Regions from separate parts of the Mus musculus genome. Here region 1 is linked to region 2. Evidence: chromatin contacts called from ENCODE POLR2A ChIA-PET data. All regions are on one chromosome and are shown on one strand. The core of a region is the stretch at or near the end of the contact, and the rest is flanking DNA. Distances in the headings are between cores, read along the strand shown. Region 1 holds the start of Dhps (deoxyhypusine synthase). Region 2 holds the start of Hook2 (hook microtubule tethering protein 2).

Region 1 (6,071 bases), core at 611-3,110, 81 kb after region 2:
GAGACCAAGTTCTTGCTATGTCCCTACCTGCTCTTCCCTCTGCTTGCTGATCATGGTGACTCTGAGCATAACAGCCATTACTATATGTATATGTATTTTAAAAAAAGATTTATTATTTATATGAGTACACTGTAGCTGTCTTCAGATACAGCAGTAGAGGGCGTCAGATGTCATTACAGATGGTTGTAAGCTACCATGTGGTTGCTGGGATTTGAACTCAGGACCTTCCTAAGAATATTCAGTGCTGTGCCGGGCGTGGTGGTGCACACCTTTAATCCCAGCACTTGGGAGGCAGAGGCAGGCGGATCTCTGAGCTCGAGGCCAGCCTGGTCTACAGAGTGAGTTCCAGGACAGCCAGGGCTATACAGAGAAATCCTGTCTCAAAAAACCAAAAAAAGAATAGTCAGTGCTCTTAACAGCTGAGCCATCTCTCTAGCCCCCCCGCCATCACTATCTTAGTCAGAGTAGCCATAGCTACCTTCATTCAACTTTTTCCCTAGAGGAGGAGGAGGAGGTGATAAGTATCATGGATTCAAGTCACTTTGCCCTCCCGGATGTATGCAGACCTCCCTCCAGGTAGTGGTACTGGGCACTGATGGCAGATATTGGTTAAATGAAGGGGATCGTTGGAAAAATAGTGTCTCTGAAGTCTTTATGTAATAGGAATTTTCTGGGTCTTCTGGTCTTGGCAGTTTTCACCAATCACCTTTTCCTTCAGCTCAGGTTACCAACTCCTCCTCCTCCTCTTCAGAGAGAGAGAGAGAGAGATTGATTGATTGATTGTAGGCCAGAGGACAACCTCATATGTCACTCTCAGAAGACATTCACCTGGTCCTCAAGCCTGTGTTATGACCTTGTGCATGCATGGCCTGCTGTGGCGGTCAGAAGAGAATGTATGGGAATCCAGACTCTTCTTCTATCGTAAGCCTTTGGCTACTGAGTCATTCTGCAGGCCCCATCCCAAGGATCTGCCTGTCTCTGCTTCCCCAGAGCTGGAATTACTGGTATTGTCAACCCCCAAGCCCCTTGAGTTCTGGTAATTGAACGCACATATACAATCCACACTCTTGCTTTTTCAAAAAGCAAGGACCATACTAACATCTATTTCCCTAGCCACACAGGTCCCTTTTGTTAAGACAGGGTCCTGCTCTCTATCGTTCAGCCTGGCCTGGAACTCGAGATTCTTCTGCCTCGACCTCTGGATTGCAGTGTGTCCCAAGCCTGGTTTAATCACTAAACCATTTTCTGTTTCATCATACTATGGTCACCGGGAGGTCAGAGGTCTTGTCCATTGCTAAATCTCAGCTTCCAGCAGAGAGCACTATTTCTAGTCTAGACTACACAAACCAGAAGAAGGGGTGCCCCTGTCCTAGGCTCAGTGTATCATTAAGAGGATGCATGATAGATTCTCAGCAAGCTTCTCGTGGTAAATAGATGGCAGTCATCCCTGCCTCCCCAGAGGCCCATGATCCAGTTAAAATTGAGCTATGGCTGGAGGGGGAAAAGAGGAGGCAACAAAGTTTGTGGAGACTGGAAGAAGCATCAAAAGAAAACACTATTCCATTTGACAAAAGGCTGCAACTCTTTTTTTTTTTTTTTTTTGCCTGATGCCCTAAGTCGTGTTCAAGGACACCGTCCAAGAAACAATCACTTCGCTCATGGGGGACAAGAATATTTGGACAGAGAGACAGCTTGCAAACTAGGCACTTCCCTATGCTTGAAGCTCAGTAACAGCTCCTGGACCACATGTACGGAACACAGGGATAAAATGGCGGCTACCAGGACGGCGGGCGCTGCCCAAGGTCACGAGACCAAGTGACTTCCGGTTTCGTCGCCCCACGCCCCCAAGGCTCTCGAGTCGCACTTCCTGGGCTCCGGCCGACCTCGCTGAGGGATTTTGCGGGTCTCAGGGCGCCGAGGCTGCTGAGACCTGAGAGCGGCCGCGAGCACATGGAAGGGACCCCGCCAGGGGCGGCGCCCTCCTCGGCGCTGGCCGCCGTGCTCAAGCACAGCTCAGCGTTGCCGCCCGAGAGCGCCCAGGTCCAAGGCTACGACTTCAACCGCGGCGTAGATTACCATGCGCTTCTGGACGCCTACCGCACCACCGGCTTCCAGGCTACCAACTTCGGGCGCGCGGTGCAGCAAGTCAACGCCATGGTGAGGCGCGGGGCCACCCGGGCGGGATGCCGGGCCGCTGCGCGCGGATTTCCGCGTGAGCGTCCGGGAGAGGGCGGAGTCCGGGTAAACTAGAGTTCTGCGATGGGTGGAGCTTGGAGTTAAAAATCCAAAAGGGCTTTGTAGGAGGAGCTTAACGCTAGGGGAGCCCGGGGTTCGATTTTCCCGGTGGAAGGAGACTTGAAGATACTGGGTGGTTCTCAAACCATCAAGTGACAGACCTGGACCTGGAATGGGAGGGTTAGGGTCTGCCCAGGGGTTGTGCTTTGGTTTTGTAGTAGTCTCCCTGAGTGCAATCAACCTCTGGAATCCAGGCCAGGTAGGGTACCTCAACTGAGGTTTGGAGTCTTAGTGCAACTTTCCTGTGCCCTTATGACCAGATTGAGAAAAAACTGGAGCCACTGGCTGTAGATGAAGATCATCACGCAGACCTGACTCAGAGCCGCCGCCCACTTACAGGCTGCACCATTTTCTTGGGCTATACTTCCAACCTCATCAGTTCAGGCATCCGGGAGACCATTCGATACCTCGTGCAGCACAACATGGTGGGTCCACGTTAGCTCTGGAACCCCAGCCTCCTTGGGCCAGTAGGAAAAAAAAAAAAAGGGTTATTTTTCAGTTAAGAGAAATGAAGAGGCTCAGAGATTATTTGCGGTCCTGTGAAAGATTTGGGTTTGCTTTTTAACAACCACATGGTGACTCAGAACCGTCTGTAATGGGATCTTTTGATGCCATTACAGATCTGGTGTGTCTGAAGAGAGGGACAGTGTATTCACATATATTAAATACATCTTTTAGTCTTTTTTGTTTTTGTTTTGTTTGAGACAGGGTTTCTCTGTATAGCCCTGGCTGTCCATCCTGGAACTCACTCTGTAGACCAGGCTGGCCTTGAACTCAGAAATTCTGCCTGCCTCTACCTCCCAAGTGCTGGGATTAAAGGCATGCACCACCACCGCCCAAAATAGATTAAAAAAAAAAAAGGGTGTGAGGAGATGGAGTATTGTTCTTTGACATCCCGGCAGTCCTCATGCCTCAGCCTCCTTTCCGAGTGCTGGGATCGCAAGACCGTGCCACTTTTTCTGGCTGTGGGTCTGCTTCAGGCAGAGGGAGGCCTGGCCTGGAGTTGGTTTTGTTGTAGCGCTCATGCTTAGGTCTGGATGAGCTCACCCAGGTTAGGTTGCTGCTTAGAAGGGGGGGTCAGTGTTGCCTGCGACCGACCACAGGTGGATGTATTGGTGACCACTGCTGGAGGTGTGGAAGAAGATCTCATCAAATGCCTGGCGCCCACATACCTTGGCGAGTTCAGCCTCAGGGGGAAGGAGCTCCGGGAGAGTGGGATCAACAGGTGAGGGAGGCTTTGAGTAGTGGTCGGGGCGGGGAAGCTGGGCAGAGGATCCCCGTGACCCATGCCCGCATGGCTCCCATTTCCAGGATTGGAAACCTGCTGGTGCCGAATGACAATTACTGCAAGTTTGAGGACTGGCTCATGCCCATTCTGGACCAGATGGTGCTGGAGCAGAACACAGAGGTGGGGCTGGAAGGGCTCGGGGACCTGCATAGTAAGAGTCAGAAGACATATGAGCTAATACGATATTCTCTCCCATGATAGGGTGTGAAGTGGACACCTTCCAAGATGATCTCCCGGCTTGGGAAGGAGATCAACAACCCAGACTCTGTGTATTATTGGGCCCATAAGGTGGGTTGGGTGGGGACGGTATTCCCAGGCTTTGGCTTGTACTGACTTTGTCTTTGTAGCTACCTGAGCGTCTCTATAATTATTCTTGGTCTCCCCAAATTAGACGAGGTGTATCACTTGATGGCAAGGTTCTCCTAGTTATGCCCCTACACTCCCGGGATTTAGTGTAGTACCCTAGAAGTCAGTGGGGCCTGACCCAGGGTACTGTGCACCCAGGGACAGTGCAGCACAAGAGTCTGGAAGTGACAAGCCAGTGCTCAGTGTGCCAGCACCTTCAAGCCATGTGTGGTTTTCCTCACTCTGCCTCCACATGTAGAACAGAGGGGTCATGTCCAGCAGAGAAATTGAGTGGCCTACACAGGTTGGGAGGGACGCCACTGGGTTGGGGGTCAGGGTTTTCCTGGGGTGTGAGCTGTAGCTGCTGACTGGTCTTGTCTCCACCAGAACCACATCCCTGTGCTGAGTCCAGCACTCACAGATGGCTCACTGGGTGACATGATCTTCTTCCATTCCTATAAAAACCCAGGCTTGGTCCTGGACATTGTTGAAGGTGAGGTGCTAAGGCCCGGGGAGGAGGGGGAGGAAAGCCCGCCGAGGTCAAGGCCTGACCTCTGCCCTCTCACAGACCTGCGACTCATCAACACGCAGGCCATTTTCGCCAAGCGCTCTGGGATGATCATCCTGGGTGGAGGTGTGGTCAAGCACCACATTGCCAACGCTAACCTCATGGTGAGTGCAGTGGCCTGTGACCGTCCCCACTGTGTTATATGGTGGCTGTGGGGTGAAGGGGAATGGATCGGAGGCATGGAATAGTGCTGTAGTGGGAGCAGAGGTAGGTGTGGTCTCCTGCGGATGGTTTGTGGCAGCCTCAGGCACTGATGGGCCCTTCCTAAAAGCTCTCTAGGCCTTCCTCTGCATCATACCCAGCCTTCTACGGCTTCTGACGAGGGCTTCCTCTACCCACAGAGGAATGGAGCAGACTACGCTGTTTATATCAACACAGCCCAGGAGTTTGATGGCTCAGACTCCGGAGCCCGGCCAGATGAGGCTGTCTCTTGGGGCAAGATCCGGATGGACGCACAGCCAGTAAAGGTAGATGGTGGCAGGGCAGGGTGCAGGGTCCGTGGGCTGCCCATGGCTCCAGGGCTCACTGAGGTCTTCTGCAGGTCTATGCTGATGCTTCTCTGGTTTTCCCCTTGCTGGTGGCTGAGACATTCGCCCAAAAGGCAGATGCCTTCAGAGCTGAGAAGAATGAAGACTAAGAAGATTGGTAAAGACTGAGGCTTTTTGCCACACCTTTATTTATTACTTTACATGCCAGCCCCTCCCTAGGCCCACTCCTTGGTCAGCAGCATCTCTAGAATAAATGGCCCTTTGGTTGGGTTTTCTGAGTCAGTCTGCATCCTTGGTGTCAGGTCCGTAAGCCTCAGCCTGCTCCACCCTCTGCCTCATAGGTCTCTTCTCGCCAGTACTGGATGCTGCCTCCCATGGCAGTCAGTAGGCAGGGTTCCGTGGGATGGTAAGCCAGTGACTGTACCACATTAGAACCCACAGGCAGGGCCAGTGCCAAGGCACCCTAAGGAATGAGTGGTGGGGAACTATTACTATCAGTCGGTCTCCTTGAGATCTTGCCTGAAGTCCTCAGTCAGCTTGTCCCTGACTTTCTGTTGGTACTGAGAATGCTAGGCAAACCCTGCCACTGAGCCACACCCTTGGCCTAGAGACTGCTAGCCTTGGGTATAGAAAGCACCTAGCTCAGCCTTCCTTGTGACCCACCTGGAACCAGCTACAGCCACCACCTTCTCCAAGTCCTTTAGCATATGCTATTCCCCTTGCTTCAAATATCTTTCCTGCTTTCCCCTCATCCATCCTTCATATTTCAGCTTAAGAAACGGAGGCAGGATGAATTCAAGCCCAGCCTGGGCTACAAAGTGAGACACACCCCTCTACCCTCTGCCAGAGGTTCCTGCACAAATACCTGTCATTATTGCTCTTTTCAAGCTTGGGAAACACCCAGCTGATGCCCTTGGCAAGGAGCACAAGGGGAAGGCTCACCTCTACCAGGTCCCAGAAGAACACTTTCCCGTCTTCAGAGCAGCTGACCACATGTGTGTCGCGCTCACTCAGGCAGCAGTCCAGCTTGTACTGCTGGTTCTTATGGCCAACATACCTAGGAGTGGGGGTGGGGAGGATCAGAGGG
Region 2 (6,477 bases), core at 3,693-6,192:
GAGGCATGAGTCACTCAGGCAGAGCAGGGGGAGTGAGGCCGAGTGCGGTCTGGGGACCCCAGGGCTGGCCTGAGTCACGCACGCCCTGGCCTTTCTGACCCCCAGCCCTGCGGTGCGGAGATCAGGAGTGGAAAGCACATGGTCGGCGGGAGGAAGGGCAGTGCGGGAGGAAGCAAGCGCCTGCTGAGCCAGGAAGCTGTTTCCATGGCAACGGGGGGGGGTGTTTCGGCTCACAAGAGGAAGGTCTTCCCAGCAGGGACTGCCCCGCCCAGCGAGCTGGGGAAGGCCCCGTTCGTTCGGCCCTGGGGCCCCAGTTTCGGGTCGGGCAGGAAGGGGTTAACGGCAGTCCCCTGCCAGTTTCACCTGCGCTCCAAAGTCTCTCGTTCCGCAGCACTGGGCCCCAGCGCTCCCGCGGCTACCCCCGCGCGCTCACGTACGCTTACAGCCACCCCACCCCCGGCTTGTACTCGCACGCAAGACCGCGTCGGGCTCCACGCACGCAGCGAACTCCTTCGTGTCGCACGTCACGAACGACGCACGCGCCCCCGCAATGCGGGGTGGAGTTCTCCCAGAGGAGAGTCGTAGACAGCGACAGTGGTGCGCATGTGGATCCCTCCACTGAGTTGGTTGTCTGGTGTGACTTTGACACCCCCATCCACATACAAGGTCACAAACAATTCTGACCCACAGTGTCACAAGGACACAGGATACACCTGCTGCACTACAGCAGAAATTCCTGTTCAGCTAAGCCCTGCGATCATGGACAGACAGGGTCACACAGTCATACGGCCTCTTAAACCTAGAAGCAGAGTTGCTCAGCACATCAGCCATATAAAGTGTGTGGTAGATACGCAAACAGCGCAAACAGCCATATGCACACAGGCAATTACAGAGCCATAAGAACACACAGGCTTTTATATAATGGCAAACCATCGAAGCAAAGTAGAACAGCCTCTGTCACCTGGGATTTGGACAAGTACCCCTCACATGAAAATTGTGGCTGAGACACATGGTATAGACAGCCATGTCATTACCGAGTTATCACAGGCAACATGCAGAGATACTTTGCTTGTTAAAGGGGTATGATAAGCCAGGACCTGTGATAAGAGGGCATTATCACTGAAAAACAATGGCTGGAAATAATTAGAGTGCCTAGTAAAACAATCCATTTTCTCTATTCAGAAACACGGGTTCTACTAAATTGTAGAACGACAAAGCAGCAGGGTATGATTACAGACATAGATCTTAATGCCAACCTGAGACACACGTTTCTCATACACGGAATAAATAACACAGGTGACCCAAAAGGACCAGTCTCTCCTTGGTAACAAGAGATTCAGCTGATGCTTGACCACCTTATGCTGGGATTAAAGGTGTACACCACCAAGGCTAGCTAAGCATATTTTTGGTTTGTTGTTTGAGACAGGGTATCACTATATAGACCAAGCTTTCACCACAAACTCACAAAGCCAAGTGCTTCCTTCTGAGTGCTGGGATTAAAAGCAAATGCCACCATACCCAGAGCTTACTGTGTTTCTCAGATAGTCGTCGTAAGCAGTCCGGACTCACCTCCACCTTTCCATGAACTCTAGATCCTTTTGTCTCACCTTCCCAGGTGCAAAGATTACAAGTCCACAAAGTCCTGCTTTTTTTTTTTCTTTTCCTTTCTTCTTTCTCTCTCTTTCTTTTTTCCGGAGAGGGGGTTTCTCTGTGTAGTCTTAGCTGTCCTGGAACTCACTCTGTACACCAGGCTGGCCTCAAACTCAGAAATCCGCCTGCCTCTGCCTCCCAAGGGCTGAAATTAAAGGCGTGTGCCACCACCACCCGGCCAGCTTTTTTTTTTTTTTTCAAGTTTCTTTTTCAGATTCATTTTTTTAATGTGTATGAGTGTTGGCCTACATGCATGTATGTGCCTGGTGCAAATATGTCATATCTCCTGGTACTGAAGCTATGGATGGTTGTGAGCCACCATGTGGATCCTGGGAATCCAATTGGGTCCTCTGCAAGAGCAACAAGTGACCTCATCCGCTGAACAACCACTCCAGCCCCTACACTCGTCTTCTAAGATTATGTATTATGCAGATTGATGCCTTGAACTTCCTGACAGCCATCAAATCACACACATACACTCAGCTGAACAAACTCCAGGATCCCAAGACACAAGTGGAGGCTAACCCAATCATAGACCCACCACCTCGCACCTACGCAGATAGGATCACATTTCCCTTGGACTTAGATACTCAGTGTTGAGAGGTGGGAACAGGATAGGAGCTCCAGCAGAACTGCAGTAACCAGGTACGGGAAGATTATCAGAGTCCCCAAGCCAATGGAACATGGAATTCACAGAGAATTTTGCATACTAATGGGGGTGGGTGGGTACTGGCCTCTGGTGTGGAACCCAGGGTCCCCATCCCAGCTGTGATGACTGGATCAACATCCAGATGTGCAGGCTGAAGGGGATGGGCTGGGGTCCAGCTGTGGCCTTAGGGAGGGGTTGAGTCACTCACTTCCCAGCAGTACAACTCAGGCTGGGTCCAGCTGTTCCTGGAAACATGTTCGAGGTGGGGTCCCCAAACCAGCTAGAGGCTTCCAAACTTGCAGAGCAGGGATTCTAGGTTCCTATAAATGGGGGCCTTCGGATCTCTGCAAACTTGGAGGTTCCCTACACCTAAAATGGGTTGGCATCCTTCTAAATGCAAGGTCCCTCTCAAAGGAAGGATTTGTGGCTCTTTTTGCAGAATTAAATGCACTTATATCCAGAGCATTGCTCCTTGGTTGTAAAAAGAGATTGCCTTGTTGCCAACACCAAAGCTTTCTTTTCTTCCCCCTAAAAGATGGGACTCTTGCTGACCCTGTGGAAGATTATAACTTCTTCCCCATCAGAGAGTGAAGTATCTTCACTATTTGTTTCCTTATGTGTTTATTTATTTTGAAATAGGGTCTCTCTAATGTGGTCCTTGCTATCATGAAACTCAATATGTAGGCCAAGCTGGCCTCAGGCTCATGGCAGGCCACCCGCCTCTGCCTCTGGAGTGCTGCTATTAAAGGCAGGAGCACCGTCATACTCAGCTCCTAAGCTTCATTTAAATCTTTTTGTTTTGGGTTTTTGGTTTTTTTGTTTGTTTGTTTGTTTTTTTTTGAGACAGGGTCTGTGTGTAGCCCTGGATGTCCTGGAATTCTCTCTGTAGATCAGGCTGGCCTCAAACTCAGAGATCTGCCTGCCTCTGCCTCCCAGTTTCATTTAAATCTTGACTTCTTGAACATCTGGACACCTGTGATATCACACCAACGCTGGGACACCTTAAGTCACTTCCCAGACCTGGATTCTCAGATTTCTCCTAAACTTCAAAATCCCTGCAATGCAACCTTCACCCTAAATTTTTGTGTCCCAGAATGTCACACATTCTTTTAACAATCATGGTTCCTGGTAACAGTGTGTTTGTGTGTAGGACAGCACAGCTTTGTTTCCACTGTGGGGCATCAACTCTGGTGGATGTGGGATGGGGGAGCCAGTTGGCAGGCCCCATGCCCAGTCCAGTCTGGAAGCACACTCCCTTCTATACCTTTCCACAGGGTCTCAGGGACTGGAATCAGGAAAACAAGGCGTGAGGGTCTGTGGAAGTGTGAATCAGCCTCCAAGGCTCTCTGGTGTGTGCAGCTGAGAGTTTGAGTGGGTTGCAACCGAGTGTCTGTAGTAGATTAACAACTCTAGTAAGATAGAGGGCGGGTGGCTGATGTCGCTGGGCTCACCCAACCAGGACAGGGTCGCTGGACTGGATCCCGGCTCATTGCCTGGATGGAAGCAGAACATTATCCCCCTCCGAACTGAACCCGCCCCAAAGCAGAGCCGGCTCCACTCCTCCCTCTGGGCACATTTAATAGCCTCTAATTACAGCACATTACCCCACCCGCCAGAGAGGGGAGGGGCTACTAGTGGACCCAGGGGTCAAAGGGCGTGGTCTGGGCTTTACCCCTGGCGTCAAAGCCCGTGTACTTTGTAGCCGCTGTTTACTCATTTGCAAAGCGGCGGATTAAAAAAAAATTAAATAAAAAAATTAAATAATACAGTTTCTAAAATTAAGAAACAAAACCTGGGAATTAAAGTAGCCCTTGTCTCCTAGGGTCGTGGAAAACATTCAATTGTCTGTAGATATATAGCTTATTGTAAAGTCTGAAAACAGTAAGCACTCCACAAATGATGTCTTGAGACTTTATTGTCAAAAAATTCTAAGCTCTCTGCGCTCCCCTAAACCGGCTCAACCGGTGGACGCACCCTTTTCCCAGAAGGATGCGTTCCTACGTTCTGCGCGCCCCCTGGTGGGCTTCAGATCACCCGCAGCTTTGGCCAGGTCGAGTGTTTTTTAGGGCAGGAAGGTGCTCAAAGCACCCGGGGCCGGGAAGGAGCAGAGTAGCTCGCAGGAAAGAGACCCCGGGCTGGGCAAGTGCTATGTCCTTTACTCAGGACATACTTGACCCTTCCTGCTCCCAACCATACCCGAGTTTTCAGAAGGACTCCAGCCAGAATCACTTCTCTGGGGAAGACGCTTTTAAGATCCTCTCACTCCACGACTACAGGATTTATAATTATTCTCTGCGCCCACATTAAGAAAGGCTCAGATCATAACGCGGCTAAACCGGAGGATTTCTTTCAGCTTTGGGGGGGAACCATTAAAGTGCCTGTGAAACTGGGTGCGGTAGATCCGCCTTAAAAGGATCTTGAGGACCACTCCACTACATAAAGAGAAGCCGCGAGGAGTGGAGGTCACCAGCAGCAGGACTGAGCCAGACTGACACCTAGCGGCAGAATGTGCACTTGCCTATGTCCCGCATCTAAGATGGCGAGGCAAGTGTTTGCAATGGGAGATCACGTGTCTGGGGCGGAGCCTATGGCTAGGGGGCGGGGTGGAGCGGGGCGGCGCTCTAGGCCGAGCGGGAGGTCTGGGCTTCGGGCGCTCGCTGGTGGCGGACCCGGAGGCTGCTGCTGCGTGCCGGGGCTCCTTGGCCCGGATCGAATTCGATCCGGAGCCATGAGTGTGGACAAGGCCGAGCTATGCGGGTCTCTGCTCACCTGGGTAGGTCGGGGGGCGGGGCTGGGTCAGGTGTGCGCCCTCTCCTCTCGTCCTGTCTTGGTCTTCTTTCCTCGGTTTTGGACCTGGAAGGAGGAATAGATCGTAGGCTTGCTGGGCCGTTGGACTCTGACCTGACCACCTGCGTCTGTCACGTGGGCAGGCCTGAGCGAAAAGACCAGGTGAGGCCACGCCCCTCTGGAGGGCACAGGCCTGGTCACATGTTAGCAGTGGGGACCAGGTGACTGGTGGTAACGCCCTGACCTAGGTTTGCAGGGTTTGCCAGGATAGGTAAAATGAAGCCACGCCCCGTCCTTGCCTAGGCGTGTAGAAGTCACGCCCCCGAAGATGTGATATGTTGGTGCTACAGGCTAATGCCTTTCTAACCCCGTGAAATGTCTGATGGCTGGGGAAAAAGTCTGCAATTCCAGGTCCTCAATTTTCCTGTTGCCCTTCCGTCTTCCCCCTTTAGTTGCAGACGTTCCAAGTTTCACCCCCCTGTGCCAGTCCCCAGGACCTGAGCAGCGGACTCGCCATAGCCCATGTGCTGAATCAGATGTGAGTGTGGCGGCTGAGTGGGAGGATCCTGAAGGGCTCCCCAGCCTGCTCATCCCATCTTTCTGCCCCTAGAGACCCTTCCTGGTTCAACAACGAATGGCTCCAGGGCATCTCAGAGGACTCAAGCCCCAGCTGGAGGTTGAAGGTGACAGGTGGACTCATGACTAGGGAATAACTAGAGGACTTAAGGAGGTGAAGGCAAAGGGAAAGCTAGATACATGTCCTGTGCGATGGACAGGCAGTCTTGTCAGGAAGAGAGCCAGATGTCTGGTGATCAGCAAGCTATTTTTGTTTATATTGAGCACCCACAATAGGACAAAAAAACTTGCCACCATTCTTATGATGTGGGCAAAAGCACACACACAACACATGTTAACTTCCAAGAGGTGTGCTGGCAAATGCTTGTAATCCCAGCTATGGTGGTGTGTTAATACAGGAGGGTGGTAAACCATCCATCATCCCGTCTCAAAACCTTTAAAAGGCCAGGGATATAGTTGGCAAAAGAGAATTTGCTCACCCTACACAAGGTCCTGAGTTCAATCCCAAGTAGCAGGGTATGCTGGGTGGGGGGTGGGAGGGGGGATGGGCAGGGGTAGCCAGACCATGTGGCACACATGGAGTCCCAGTACTTAGCAAGCCAGAGGATCAGGACATCAAGGTTATCTTGGGTGGCTACACAGTAAGTTAGAACTCATTCTGAGCCACATGACACACTGCTTCAAGAAACAAAACTGGGCTGGAAGAATGGCTTGGTGGTTAAAAATGGATACTGTTCTTCCAGAGGAACTTACTGCTTCTCCAGAGAGGACGCACAGACATCAAACAGCTCTCAACCACCTGCAACTGCTCTAGG

What was found. ChIA-PET counts read pairs that join two places held with the same protein, here RNA polymerase II (POLR2A).
Region 1: POLR2A ChIA-PET joins it to region 2 with 27 read pairs in embryonic stem cell. The contact joins the promoter of Dhps here to the promoter of Hook2 in region 2. POLR2A ChIA-PET finds 5 or more read pairs at or near these places in 4 of 5 experiments (Patski and embryonic stem cell).

What each region holds. Positions count from the first base shown.
Region 1 is chr8:85,069,897-85,075,967 of GRCm38, forward strand. Dhps (deoxyhypusine synthase) reads left to right here and starts at 1,861. Exons shown (of 9, transcript NM_001039514.1): 1 at 1,861-2,157; 2 at 2,556-2,720; 3 at 3,399-3,520; 4 at 3,607-3,703; 5 at 3,785-3,871; 6 at 4,316-4,421; 7 at 4,497-4,600; 8 at 4,838-4,963; 9 at 5,038-5,265. The coding sequence starts at 1,951. The coding sequence ends at 5,133. It overlaps Wdr83 (WD repeat domain containing 83), which reads right to left. Exons shown (of 9, transcript NM_026399.2): 8 at 5,927-6,041; 9 at 5,139-5,447. The coding sequence ends at 5,298.
Region 2 is chr8:84,985,681-84,992,157 of GRCm38, forward strand. It overlaps Hook2 (hook microtubule tethering protein 2), which reads left to right and starts at 4,943. Exons shown (of 21, transcript NM_001372357.1): 1 at 4,943-5,072; 2 at 5,539-5,624; 3 at 5,697-5,769. The coding sequence starts at 5,028.